3 separate regions of the Homo sapiens genome follow, and regions 1 and 3 are each linked to region 2. The links are chromatin contacts, found by Hi-C or POLR2A ChIA-PET in ENCODE. All regions are on one chromosome and are shown on one strand. Each heading gives the region's core, a stretch centred on a gene start or an enhancer-like site at or near the end of the contact. The rest is flanking DNA. Distances are from core to core; before and after follow the strand shown. Region 1 overlaps RGS3 (regulator of G protein signaling 3). Region 2 has its middle 8.6 kb from the start of TEX48. Region 3 overlaps RGS3 (regulator of G protein signaling 3).

Region 1 (3,951 bases), core at 1,034-3,533, 1.1 Mb before region 2:
GGTACATCTCCTCAAGGGAAGGAGCCGCAGAGGCTGCCCTGCTGGTGCCTGTGGGATCCCAGCCAGGGCACTGCAGGCATAGTCAAAGTTTCCACCAAGGCCCCTTGAGTCCTCTGTGCCCAGCCAAGGGGCACCTCCCCTCTTCCCCAGCCCTAGCACATGGTGTGGCTTAGCCTAGGGCAGGCCCTTCAGGGAGCCGAGTTCCACAACAGGGCTCACTGCAAGCCCAGACTGGCTTCTGAGAAGCAGGCAGATTGTGAGGATGAGGCAGTTGAGGCAAGTGACCACTCCTCGTGAGAAGTCTCCAGGGCTTTGAGCCAGAAATTGTTGATGGGACTTCTGATTATAAGTATGTGGTATCAGTGAAATCATTGCACTTCCAGGCTTCCTTGCCTTTGCAAATGCTGTTCCAGCTGCCTGGAAACCCCTCCCCTCCCCTCCCCTCCCCTCCCCCTCCATGTCTTATTTTATCCAAACTTCCACAACTAGAGCAAATACTCCAGCCAGAATGAGTCTGTCCATTGGTGGTGGCACCCATGGATATTGCTTTGTGTCCTATGTATGCAGAATCTGGGCCTTATTCATTCCTTAGTCGCAAGGACCTGGCCAGGGGCCTGGGGCATGGTTGGAGAGGGGCGTTGCATTGTCCTGGCTAGGGCAGGTTTTCTTTGAGGACAAACAGTGACATGCAAGTCAGCTGTGTCCGCCCATCTCCTAGCTCTGTGCCTGGCATAGAGGGCCTGTCGGGGAGCCCCTTTAGGAGAGGCCTAGGCTCTGAATGTCAAAGTTGCATCCATAGGGCCAAGGGATGGGGCTGGGTTTGATAGGAGGTGAGGCGGGGAGAATTTTGGCTTCATCCTGGCGGAGACCATAGGGAGAATCCACTCAGGGGTCATGCTGGGCTAGGTGGAATTCACAGCATAGCCTGGGCCATGGAGGGTGGAGGGGATAGCCCTGGCTTGTTGAAATGCAATGCTGAAGGACCTTTGCACAGACTACAGGGGATTGGAGCTCAGCTCCCTGGACCCTCTTGGGATGGTGCCAACCAGAGTAGGTCTGGGGTTATTGATCCTCAAGCCAGTGGTCTGTGTGGCTCCCTCAGAAGAGGCACAGCTGAAGAGAGAGTGCCTATCCCCAGCTGGGTCCCTGGGGGCCTTGAGAGCTGCTTCCCATTGGCCTCTTAAGGCCCTGGAGATGGCAGTCTCTTTGCCTTCTATTAGGTTGGTGTAAAAGCAACTGCGGTTTTTGCCATTAAGAGTAATGTAAAACCGCAATTACTTTTGCACCAAACTATAGATAGATAGATAGAGAACTGAGGCAGGAGAGGAAGGACACTTGCCTGAGGTGACATGCGACTCAGCAGGAAATCAGGGACAAGAACTCAGGTTCCCCTGCCCAGGCCTCTCTGTACTGCACCAACTGGATGTCTCAGAGTATCCAGGTTTCATCTTGGGGCTCTCTTTCTGGACTCACCAGTGACATGTCCCTTTTGGACCTTCGGGCTCACTGACTAGAGCCCTGCTATCCTCTGGGAAAAGCAGCATGTGCAATAGACAAAGCCCCTTGGTCGGTGGGCTGGAGACTGCGGCACCTTCTCGTCCCTTCTTACTGATGATTTCAGGCAAATATGCCTTGTTTCTCACCTCAGTTTCTCCTTTGTAGCAACTAGGGACTGGACCAAGTACTGCCAGGTGCCTTCCAAATATCCAGTTCTCTGATTCTTTGCAGGCCGTCTCCTCTTCCTGGCTTCCAAAAGTCAATGGTCAGGGCCAGGGCTTGGTGCAGCAGAGAAGCAGCCCCCAGCCTGTTCCCCAGGCGCCTCTGGGCAGGAGCCTTCGCATGCAAGCTGCAGCCCAAGCCGAAGCTGGGAGGTTTGTTGTTGTTTGTGGAGCCAGGCAGTTTCCAAGATGTCATTGCTTAGGGAAAACCATCATTCCTCCCAGGAATAAACAAGGCTGCTTATGGCTCAGCCCCCTAAGCCTGGAGAAGCTGGAGCCACTCACAGCAGACCAGCCAGGCTCAGCCTCAGGGAGTGCTGCCTGCCCCTGCACAACCAGCTGTACCCTGGCTTCCAGGATTGGAGTGGGGATGGGGGCAGGATGGTGGGAGGTGTGCTAGAGCCATAAGCCTCTTGGGAGATCAGAGCTTCCGGGCACAGATGAGAGGGAAGAGGGTCCCAGGACATGCTCTTCCTTCTGGCAGTGGGCCTAAGTCATCACTCGAGATGTGTGGATAGCTGCCAGGTATGCTCCAGATGGCCCAGGGCTTCTCCCCTCTCCCTGCCCTCCATGGGCCAGCCCGCTTGCACCTGGTACCGTGGCTCAGGCTGCTGCCGGAGAACTGTCAGCGGCTCCCAACTTAGAAAGGGGGGTGTGTATTTGGAACTGGGCATGCTTTTCGCCACATAGCCAGGGCTCTCTGTGGTGTCCTCAGTTACCTCTTACTGGGGTTAGCCTTGGGCAAATAGCAGAGCTCGGGGACTCAGGGAAGGGTGGCAGAGGGTAAGGGAACAAGGAGAGAGGCAGAGAAAGGTCTTGGCAGTGCCTCTGGGGACCACATGGCTGGCAGGAACCTTGACAGCAGGCCGAAGGCAGCCAGGAGAAGGACTGTGGAATGGGAGGTGGCATGGCTATGCCACCCCTCAAGTCAAGGGTTGGAAGCAATGTTCAGCCAGGCCATGAAATCTTCACTTCTCAGACCTCACTTCCTGCAGTTCCCAGTTGATTCAAATAGCAGCAGCTCTGTACTGTCCTCTCTGCCTGTCTCCCTTCCGTGTCTTTCCTTCTTTCCTTCCTTCCTTCCTTCCTTCCTTCCTTCCTTCCTTCCTTCCTTCCTTCCTTCCTTCCTTCCCTCCTTCCTTCCATGTGTGTTAAGCACCTACTGTGTGCCATGTACTTACAAATTACTAGTGGCATAGATCTAAAAGGCCCAATCTTTAATCTAGTGCCAGGATGTTCAGGTAATGGACAGTAACAACACAGCTTTAATGGAGAGGCATGGGGTGGGGAGGGGGGTGCTGTGGGACTCCCCAGGGAAGCACTCAGTTCAGCCTGGGAGCCTCAGCAAAGCTTCCTACAAGAGGTGAAGCTGCATGTGATTGTACAGATGCTTGCCCATTGAAGAGCAGGTCTCCATCCCAGTCTATCCACCCCTCAGAGGTGTAGACATGTTTCCCGCCTATCCATGGAAATTGCTTTTGTGTGTCCAGCCACATGCTCCTCCTTGTCTAGGGAGGTTGTATAGGAATATGGGCTCTGGACTTGAGGGAAGGATCTCTCCTACCTTACAGTCTTGTGCTCTTGGACAAGAATGGAGCTTCTCCTGCCTTCATGTCCTCAAGCAGTGGTCTAGCCTCCTCGAGTTAAATGAGATAATAGCTGTAAAGCACTTAGACATGTTTCATGTGAATGGATTCTGTGTCCTGATAGCAGTGGGAGTGCCACTAGCGCCCATCTCATAGGTGGCTGTTATTAAATGCAGCGATGTAGGTGAGGTGCTTGGCGTGGATCTGACACTGAGCAGGCATTCAGGAGGCAGCGCGGCAGCGTTTTGCTGGAGGGAAACAGTTGGAATGCGCAATCAGAGATGTGTACAAAGCAAGGAGCTCACCGAGAAGCAGTGAGCCTCAGCCCAGGGAGCAGAAGAGGAGACACTGGGATGAGGGGTTTTATTTGTTTTTAAAATAAACCTTTTAAATTGAAGTGCAGCATACTTCCAGAAAAATTAGAAGAATACAGCCAATGAATTTTCCACAAAGCGTACCCCCATCCAGGTCAAGAAATAGAACATTCTGGTACCCTAGGAATCCCCACAAATAACCCTCTTTTAGTTACTATGACCTCAAAGGTAACCCCGTCCTGACTTCTTTTTTTTTTTGAGGCAGAGTCTCGCTCTGTTGCCCAGGCTGGGGTGCAGTGCACTGCAACCTCCATCTCCCAGGTTCAAGTGATT
Region 2 (4,109 bases), core at 1,120-3,619:
CTTGGGGGTTTGGTGGACAGATTATTTCATCACCCAGGTGCTAAGCATAATACCTGATAGGTATTTTTTCTGATCCTCTCCTTCTCCCCACCCTCCACTCAAGTAGGCCCCAGTGTCTATTGTTCCCTTCTTTATGTCCATGTACACTCATTATTTAGCTCCCACTTATAAGTGAGAGCATGCAGTATTTGGTTTTCTGTTGCTGCATTCATTTGTTAAGGATAATGATCTCCAGCTCCATCCATATTCCTGCGAAGGACACGATCACATTCTTTTTTATGGTTGCATAGTATTTCATCATGCATATGTATCACATTTTCTTTATCCAGGCTACCACTGATGGACATTTAGGTTGATTCATGTTTTTGCTATTGCAAATAGTGCTTCAATGAACATAGATGTGCATGTGTCTTTATGATAGAATGATTTATGTTCCTTTGGGTATATACCCAGTGATGGGATTGCTGGGTTGAATGGTAGTTCTGTTTTTAGTTCTTTGAGGAATCACCACACTTTTCCATGATGGTTGAACGAATTTATTTCATTCCACCTTTGTTTTTGAACAAGAGCTCTAATCAATCAGAGATCTTGGGACATTTCCTAGGTGAAGACATTAGTGAAATATTTTCCTGCAGTGTGGGGCCCAGTCCCCTGATGAGAAGTGGGGAAATTTAAGGCCAAACATGGACATGACATTCTATAGCACTGGTTCACATCATGAAGGAATGACTCCCTTTTTAGTCCTTTCAATTACCTAAATTTAGCTGGATGCTACCCCCTCAGTAATGCCTCCAAACAGTTGCTGACCTCCCTCACAATAAAAAGAGAACAGCAGGCAGGCTCTGAGTCTTTGGCAGGTGATGGCATCAGGCTAGAAGTTAAGCTCATTGTTTTGTTTTTGTTATGTTTATTTTTGTGTTGATCTTTTCTATTTATGGTAGTGGTATGTACCTTTGTTTTAATGTAAAAGAATAATATGGTTTAAAGAAAAATATTAAGGAAATAAGAGTAGAGGTAATAGAGTCACAGTGATATGTGAATAAATGGGGTTTAGAAAACCTCTTTTGAGATACATCCTTGTGTTAGGGTTCTCCAAAAAACGGAACCACTAGGATCCTGCTTTCCTCTCTCTTTCTCTCTCTCTCCGTGTCTCTCTTGGTGTCTCTCTCTCGGTGTCTCTCTCTCGGTGTCTCTCTCTCTCTCGGTGTCTCTCTCTCTCTGTCTCTCTCTTTCAGTGTCTCTGTCTGTCTGTGTCTCTGTCTCTCTGTCTGTCTGTCTCTCTGTCTCTGTCTCTCTGTTTCTCTGTCTCTCTGTCTCTCTCTGTTTCTCTTTCTCTCTGTCTGTCTCTCTCTGTCTCTCTCCGTCTCTCTCTGTCTCTCTCCGTCTCTCTCCCTCCCTCTCCCTCCCCCTCCCTCCCCTCCCTCCCTCTTTCAGTCTCTCTCTCTCGACCTCTCTCTCTTTCTGTCTCCATCTATATGTATGTCTTATCATCTACAAGCTGGAAAGCCAATGGTGTACAATCCCGCGTTGAGTCCGAAGGCCTGAGGACTGTAAGTGCTGAGGGCAGGTGAAGGTGGATGTCCAAGTTAAGGCAGTCAGGCAGGGAGAAGTTGACTCCTCCCTTCCTCTGCCTTTTTGTTCTGTTCAGGCCTCCAACAGATTGGATGCTGCCCACCCCCATTGAGGAGGGCAAACCAGTTTACTTAGTCCACTGATTCAAAGGCTGATCTGTTCCAGACATACCCAGAAATAATGTTTAACCAGATAGCTGAACATTTCATGATCCTGTCAAGTTGACTTATACAATTAACTATCACAGCCATTGTATCCATGACCTATATACTAAAAGTTATGGGATGGTTTTTTGTTTCCCTCCTAAGAAGCTGTGGGAGGGCATCATTGTGGATGTAAACTCGTCACTTGTCCATGGTTTCTGAGCTGGAAATTTGGTTTATTCTTTCAAACTACTTCAGATTCTTGATTTCCAAGAATCCTAGCACCTAAGCTCTCTTCAAAGCCCCAAGGTGATTGTCACAAACAAAACCCTTCTGTGGCTCATACATAATTGATACTTATAAACCTTTTGGAAAAAAAATCATCCTCTGTAATGTAATTTCCCATTCTAAAAATAGGCTTGACTTTTGGATTTCTGCTTAATAAAAATATATTTTTCGATTACACTGGAGACAGAGAAAAAAATTTCCAGTATCAGTTTGAGGCTTGTGAGAAAATGGAGAGAAGACAAGTTTCACTGCTCTTGTTGAAGGCTTTGTATTAAAATTTTGCCACAGTGGCTGAGTTCTGAGTGTGGTGGGGCTGGGGAGGAAGGAAGAGTGAACACTGTCACCAGTCATTTAAGATGTCATTTATTACTCAGATCTGACCCCAAATGCGAAGGCTGCAGCAGGGAGATGAAGCTGGCATCGCTGTACACGTTTGTGGTTAAGGAGCGCATCTCTGAAATTCTATGGTTTCTCTGAGTAATCACTGAATCATCTCTTTATTACAGTGAAACTTCACAGTGCCATTATTTGCTGTGGAGCGAAGCTAGAGAGCATCACTCTGAGGCTTCTTGGGCAGCATTGGAAAGGGCTTAGGTTCCGAAGAGGTGGTGCCCGTCCCTTTCTAAGGCTCTCTCCCCCAATAGATGGCCCAAGGAACAGTGTTACAGTGCAGGTCATCTCTCAGGAGCACTTGGTGGGCATTCCTCTTGGTGCTGTGTTTTGTGCTTCCCTTTTGGAAGAGAAGGAGGAAGGAGCCGCCGCAGTGTAGGGCAGCATGTGATTCAGAGTCAATATGGCTTCCCTTTCCTTCCACACATGCTTTCTTGTCACCAAGTCATCTGGAATGTCCATGGCCAAACATACTACCCACCCCTAGTTGGATTCAGACTTCTGCCTTTCCCATGCAGGGCAAATCACTTTCCTTCTCTGAGTCTCATTTGCTCATCTTTAAAATGACACCCACAATTCCCACCTTGCTCAGGGCAAAAAGAGCTGGCATGTATGAAGTTACATTTTGAACTGCATGGTGTGCTGTATCTTGGAAAGACTTCTGTGCCTTCCCCGATGACACACTGTGCTGTCTTTCGGTAGCCACCCACCTCTCTATGCTTTTGTGCTCATGAAGCTCAAAAGCTTCTTCATGATGATTCTATACTGAGCCTTATAACTGATTTCAAGACAGTGTGCTAATTTTCAGAGATATGGAAGAAATTTTTTTTTTCTTTTGTTTGTTTTGAGACAGGGTATTGCTCAGTTGCCTAGGCTGAAGTGCAGTGGCACTATTATGGCTCACTGCAGTCTCTTCTTCCCTGGCTCAAGTGGTCCTCCCACCTCAGCCTCCTGGGTAGCTGGAACTAAAGGCATGCACCAGCACACTGGGCTAATTTTTTCTATTTTTTGTAGAGGTGGAGTCTCACTATGGTGCCTAGGCTGGTCTCTAACTCTGGGACTCAAGCAATTCTCCCACCTCAGCCTCCCAAAGTGCTGGGATTATAGGCTTGAGCTGCTGCGCTTGGCCAGAGGAGATTATTTCTTAAGATTGTTCTGATGAAACCCTAAAAAGTGAAATCAACATTCTCAGAAACCAATAAAATAAGACAAATCTTCTGGCTTTGGCAGGGATGTGGGAAACTTACAGGAAAAATTATGGGTTTGCCAATGAAAATCATCTAGACACTGTGGGTTAAGGAATCTGTGGGACCACCTTGCCCAAATATATGCAGGAATCATTTTATTGATTGATTGATTGATTGATTTTTGAGCCTGAGTCTCCTGTCGCCCAGACTGAAGCTCAGTGATGTTATCTTGGCTCACTGCAACCTCCACCCTTGGGGTTCAAGTGATTCTACTGCCTCAGCCTCCTGAGTAGCTGGGATTACAGGTGCCTGCCACCACGTCTGGCTACTTTTTGTATTTTTAGTAGAGACAGGGTTTCACCATGTTGTTCAGGCTGGTCTCAAACTCCTGACCTCAAGAGATCCGCCCGTTCGGCCTCCCAAACTGCTGGGATTACAGGCGTTAGCCACTGTGCCTGACTGGCAGAAATCATTTTAAGGAAAGTAAGCATAATAGTAACATTTGTGACATTAACTATGTGTAAGACAC
Region 3 (4,033 bases), core at 924-3,423, 1.2 Mb before region 2:
GCCTGCGATTCACTAGATCGCTCTTATTCTCCAACGTCAAACAAAGTGCTTGAAGAAAGATAATGAAACAAACAGCAAGCTGGGCCTGAAATCCCAGCTACTTGGGAGGCTGAGATGGAAGGATCGTTTGAGGCCAGGAGTTCGAGGTTACAATGAGCTGTGATCATAACCCTGCACTCCAGCCTCTTCTTCTTCCCCCTTTTCCTCCCCATTTATCTCTCCTTCTCTTTAAAAATAACCTTTATTGGGCCAGGTGTGGTGGCTCACGCCTGTAATCCCAGCACTTTGGGAGGCCTAGGTGGTGGATCACTTGAGGTCAGGAGTTCAAGACCAGCCTGGTCAAGATAAAAACCCCATCTCTACTAAAAATACAAAAAAATTAGCTGGGTGCGGTGGCAGGCGCCTGTAATCCCAGCTATTCGGGAGGCTGAGGCAGGAGAATCGCTTGAACCTGGGGGGTGGAGGTTGCAGTGAGCCGAGATCACACCACTGCACTCCAGCCTGGGAGACAGAGTGAGACTCTGTCTCAAAAAAAAAAGAAACAAAACAAAAACCTAAAAATCTTTATTTATTCCATCACCCAGATATGATAGTGTGAACATTTCAGCATCTTTTCTGTGTGCATATGCACATTAAAAAACAGACCTTATTCTATATTTTATATCATGTTGCCTTTTTAAAAGGAAAATTGTAGCATGAACCTTTCCCACACCACTAAATGCTCTGTGTTTTACGGTGGTTGCCCACTCTTCTTTTATATGGGTATACTGTATTTATTTAACCAGTTCTGTATTCAGATACTTCTGTCTACTCTTTTGCTATTGTAAATAACCCTGTGATGAAAATCCTTGCGCATGGATTGCCTCTCTGATTATTTTCCTTGGGAGAGATTGCTGAAAGGGAAATGACTGGGTCATGGGTCATAAACATTTTAAAGGCTCTTTACACATATTGACAAATTGCTTTGCAGGAAGATTCTAATGGTTTATCGTCTTATCAGCAGCATAGACATGACTTGGCCCCACGGGCTTCATTTCTGCCTGTGCCTCTCTGGTCTCCCTGGCATCCCAGTCTGAGCCTGTCACTGTCCAGTAGGCACACTTTGTTAGGATGCAACACATCTCTGGGAGCTCACACGCCTCCCCTTAGACAGCTCTGTCAGCAGGGCCTGGCCTTAGCCTTTCTGTGGGTCTCTTCTCTTTCTTAGCATGTGACACAAAGTTCTTGGCATCTACAATGTCTAATTTTCTTTCTTTTTCTTTTTTTTTTTTTGAGATGGAGTTTCACTCTTTTTGCCCAGGCCGGAGTGCAAGGGTGCGATCTCGGCTCACTGCAACCTCCACCTCCCAGGTTCAAGCAATTCTCCTGCCTTAGCCTCCCAAGTAGCTGGGATTACAGGTGCCCACGACCATGCCTGGCTAGTTTTTTGTATTTTTAGTAGAGACGGGGTTTTACCATGTTGGCCAGGCTGGTCTCGAACTCCTGACCTCAGGTGATCCACCCGCCTCGGCCTTCCAAAGTGCTGGGATTACAGGCATGAGCCACCACATGCGGCCTGTGTCTAATTTTCATGTTCATTTTAATATTTGTATAAGAAACTACTTCTATTTAAGAGACAGTCTCTCGCTGTGTCCCCCAGGCTGGAGTGCAGTGGTATGATCACAGCTCACTGTAACCTCAAGCTCCTGGCCTCAAATGATCCTTCCACCTCAGCCTCCCAAGTAGCTGGGATTTCAGGTCCAGCTTGCTATTTGTTTCATGATCTTTCTTTAAGCACCTTGCTTGATGTCATGTACTTAGAAGCCATATTAGAAATATACAGTCATAAGGACAAGTCCTGCTGGGTAATCCAGAGCTTAGGGAGCTTCCTCTGGGCTGGGCTGGGCAAGGTGAGGGAGTAGGGTGAGAGGTTTGGGTGATAATTGACCCTTGGGGGATTGCCTGAGAAGGAGACAGTTCAAGTGTGCTATGAGTGCAGAGCAGGGACTGGCCTGGCTTTGAAGGGACTCAAGTGACCAAATCTCTTGGCATGTGGCTCTCAGGATGCCTCTTGGTCCTGTGAGGCATGAACAGGATAGATGGGGGATGGCGGGGGCTGGGAGGGCCCAGGAGCCCAGTGCAGTGGGGGGTGAGAGCTGGGGCTGAGGACTGCAGAGGGCCTAAGCCTGTGGTTAGACTTCCTGTCAATGAGTGTAGCTCTCACGGTGAGGGTTGATGGGGAAGGTGGCAGCAACAGTTCCACAGGACAGCAGCGTCTCTCTTTCTGTTTCCATCTTATGTATGAGGGGGTGTGTGGGTTCTCGGGTCGGTGGCGGGCTGACAGTCTTCTCTGGGTCAGAGGGTTCTCTGTGGCTGGCTTTGACAAGCTGCTGCTTCCTCCCCCCGGGTCCTCACCCAGCCTCTTTTTGAACTGCCCACTCAGCCTGCTTTATTTCCAGCCTCTAGATCTCTGTAATCCTGCCCGGACCCTCCTGCTGTCAGAGGAGCTGCTGCTGTATGAAGGGAGGAACAAGGCTGCCGAGGTAAGACTTTCACCTGCATTTTTTAGGGGGCTTTCTGGGTGGGCTTCATTGGCATTCTCCAGGCCCCTCACTTTGGTCTCTTCCTGAGTATCTTAGAATTGTACATTCTCAGGGTAGGGGAGACCTGAGAAGGACCCCGCCACTCTCCCTAGCAAAGGCTACCCAGCTTTTTCTTGTACATCTCCTTTCAAAAGCTGTCGAATCCTTCTTTGATGGTTAGAAAGTTTCCCCAGCCCCTAAAGACACCCCATTGTTTATCCCACCTTCCTCTCAGGAGCAGAAGAGATGGCAATTTACCCTGGCTGTGGGGAGTGACTTTGGTGGCAGGAAGAGTAAAGCTATTAGCCAAAGTGAATTTTTAGACCAGCATCAGTTTACCTGAGTTTTCTGGGCCTGTTTTAACCCAAATCCCATGTCCTCTTCTGAGAGACGAGTCTATGATTTCGCCTGGGTTGTAGCTCTGCCTGTGGGGTGCTGACATGGGACCTGTGTCACCCTTCCTGGGAGCTGGCCTGGGATGCTTTTCTCTAATTGGGAGAACTTCATTCATCTACACAACCCCAGAGCTGGTCAGTTCAGTCTCTGAGCTTAAACTACTTGGGTACAGAAGTTGGAGCCCTGGGCTCTGCCCTGGCTACCTGGGGCCATGGGGTGAGGGTAGCAGGCTCTTTGCAGATCAGGCCCCAATGTAGAGCTGCCTTGGCTGAGTCGAGTGGCAGCTTGGGGTAGTGGAAAGATCAGGAAACTTGGAGACAGGAAGTTTGTATCGAGACCCAGGTCTGCTGCTGGCTCACATGTGATTTCTTCCTTCTTCCTCAGTCTTTCCATCTGAGCAGTAGGTATGTGTGTATTTGAGGCAGTAAGGGCAGGGTCAGAGGTTGGTCTGTAAGGACGCTTTAAACCTCAGCCTTCTGGGACACTATGTGTGACTGTGGCTGAAGCAGGAGGTTGGTTTGTTTTTTAAGTAAGCAGACTGGACTGGAACTCATCTATTCCAAATGTACATTATCTTTTTCAAGGGAGTGCCCTGGGGGACTGCATGCTCCCTTCCACCGCTCGCTGTTGCCTACTGTATTTCTGGACCTCCTCTTTTCCGAACCTCCTCTTGGGAACTTTGCAAACTTTGGGAACTTAACAATCTTTGCATATCTTCTGAATTGTCTCAGTGGGAGTAAAACTTCATCTGTTGGGAGGGATTTAAGTTTTAGGGATGAGAAGTCACTTAGAGCTATGTTTGGTGAATGAGAGTGTGGTGGACCTAAGTCTGGCATCCAAGGGTCAGAAATTGAGGTGTGGCCATAAATTCACAGACTCATAAGAAGCCAGTTAGAGATGGCAGCCACCCTGAAACATATACATAAGTCTAAATTCACTCTTCTGTTTGTCCACTTACCCTTGAATCTGCAAACATTGAGCACTTATTGTGTATCCTCATTGTGTATGCATTTTACATACTTGACCCCAATTAGCTCTTGCAGCACCCCCATGAAAGGCACGATTGTCCCCACTCT

The links. Hi-C counts contacts between places; a loop is a spot of excess contacts on that map. ChIA-PET counts read pairs that join two places held with the same protein, here RNA polymerase II (POLR2A). Pooled maps may share reads with other maps.
Region 1: a loop to region 2 is called in a pooled map, with 3 times the contacts of the local background. The contact joins two enhancer-like sites. A Hi-C loop is called at or near these places in 5 of 37 single-sample maps with no recorded cell type and 4 of 50 pooled maps. POLR2A ChIA-PET finds 5 or more read pairs at or near these places in 1 of 52 experiments (activated T-cell).
Region 3: a loop to region 2 is called in a map with no recorded cell type, with 4 times the contacts of the local background. The contact joins two enhancer-like sites. A Hi-C loop is called at or near these places in 10 of 37 single-sample maps with no recorded cell type and 9 of 50 pooled maps.

Annotation. Positions count from the first base shown.
Region 1 is chr9:113,566,793-113,570,743 of GRCh38, forward strand. All of the region lies in intron 17 of RGS3 (regulator of G protein signaling 3), which reads left to right. Among named protein-coding and RNA genes, the nearest start is that of RGS3, 110 kb to the left of the region's middle. Within about 2 kb of position 2,284, at least 7 of the 41 ENCODE cell types and tissues checked have a DNase peak (open chromatin) inside an H3K27ac peak, as active enhancers do.
Region 2 is chr9:114,688,787-114,692,895 of GRCh38, forward strand. No RefSeq gene overlaps it. Among named protein-coding and RNA genes, the nearest start is that of TEX48, 8.6 kb to the left of the region's middle. RefSeq lists an enhancer at 1,786-2,985 and a silencer at 2,459-2,508. Within about 2 kb of position 2,370, at least 5 of the 41 ENCODE cell types and tissues checked have a DNase peak (open chromatin) inside an H3K27ac peak, as active enhancers do.
Region 3 is chr9:113,515,103-113,519,135 of GRCh38, forward strand. RGS3 (regulator of G protein signaling 3) reads left to right here. Exons shown (of 23, transcript NM_001394167.1): 14 at 2,439-2,522. Among named protein-coding and RNA genes, the nearest start is that of RGS3, 53 kb to the left of the region's middle. RefSeq lists enhancers at 2,133-2,382, 2,543-2,672, 3,074-3,363. Within about 2 kb of position 2,174, at least 10 of the 41 ENCODE cell types and tissues checked have a DNase peak (open chromatin) inside an H3K27ac peak, as active enhancers do.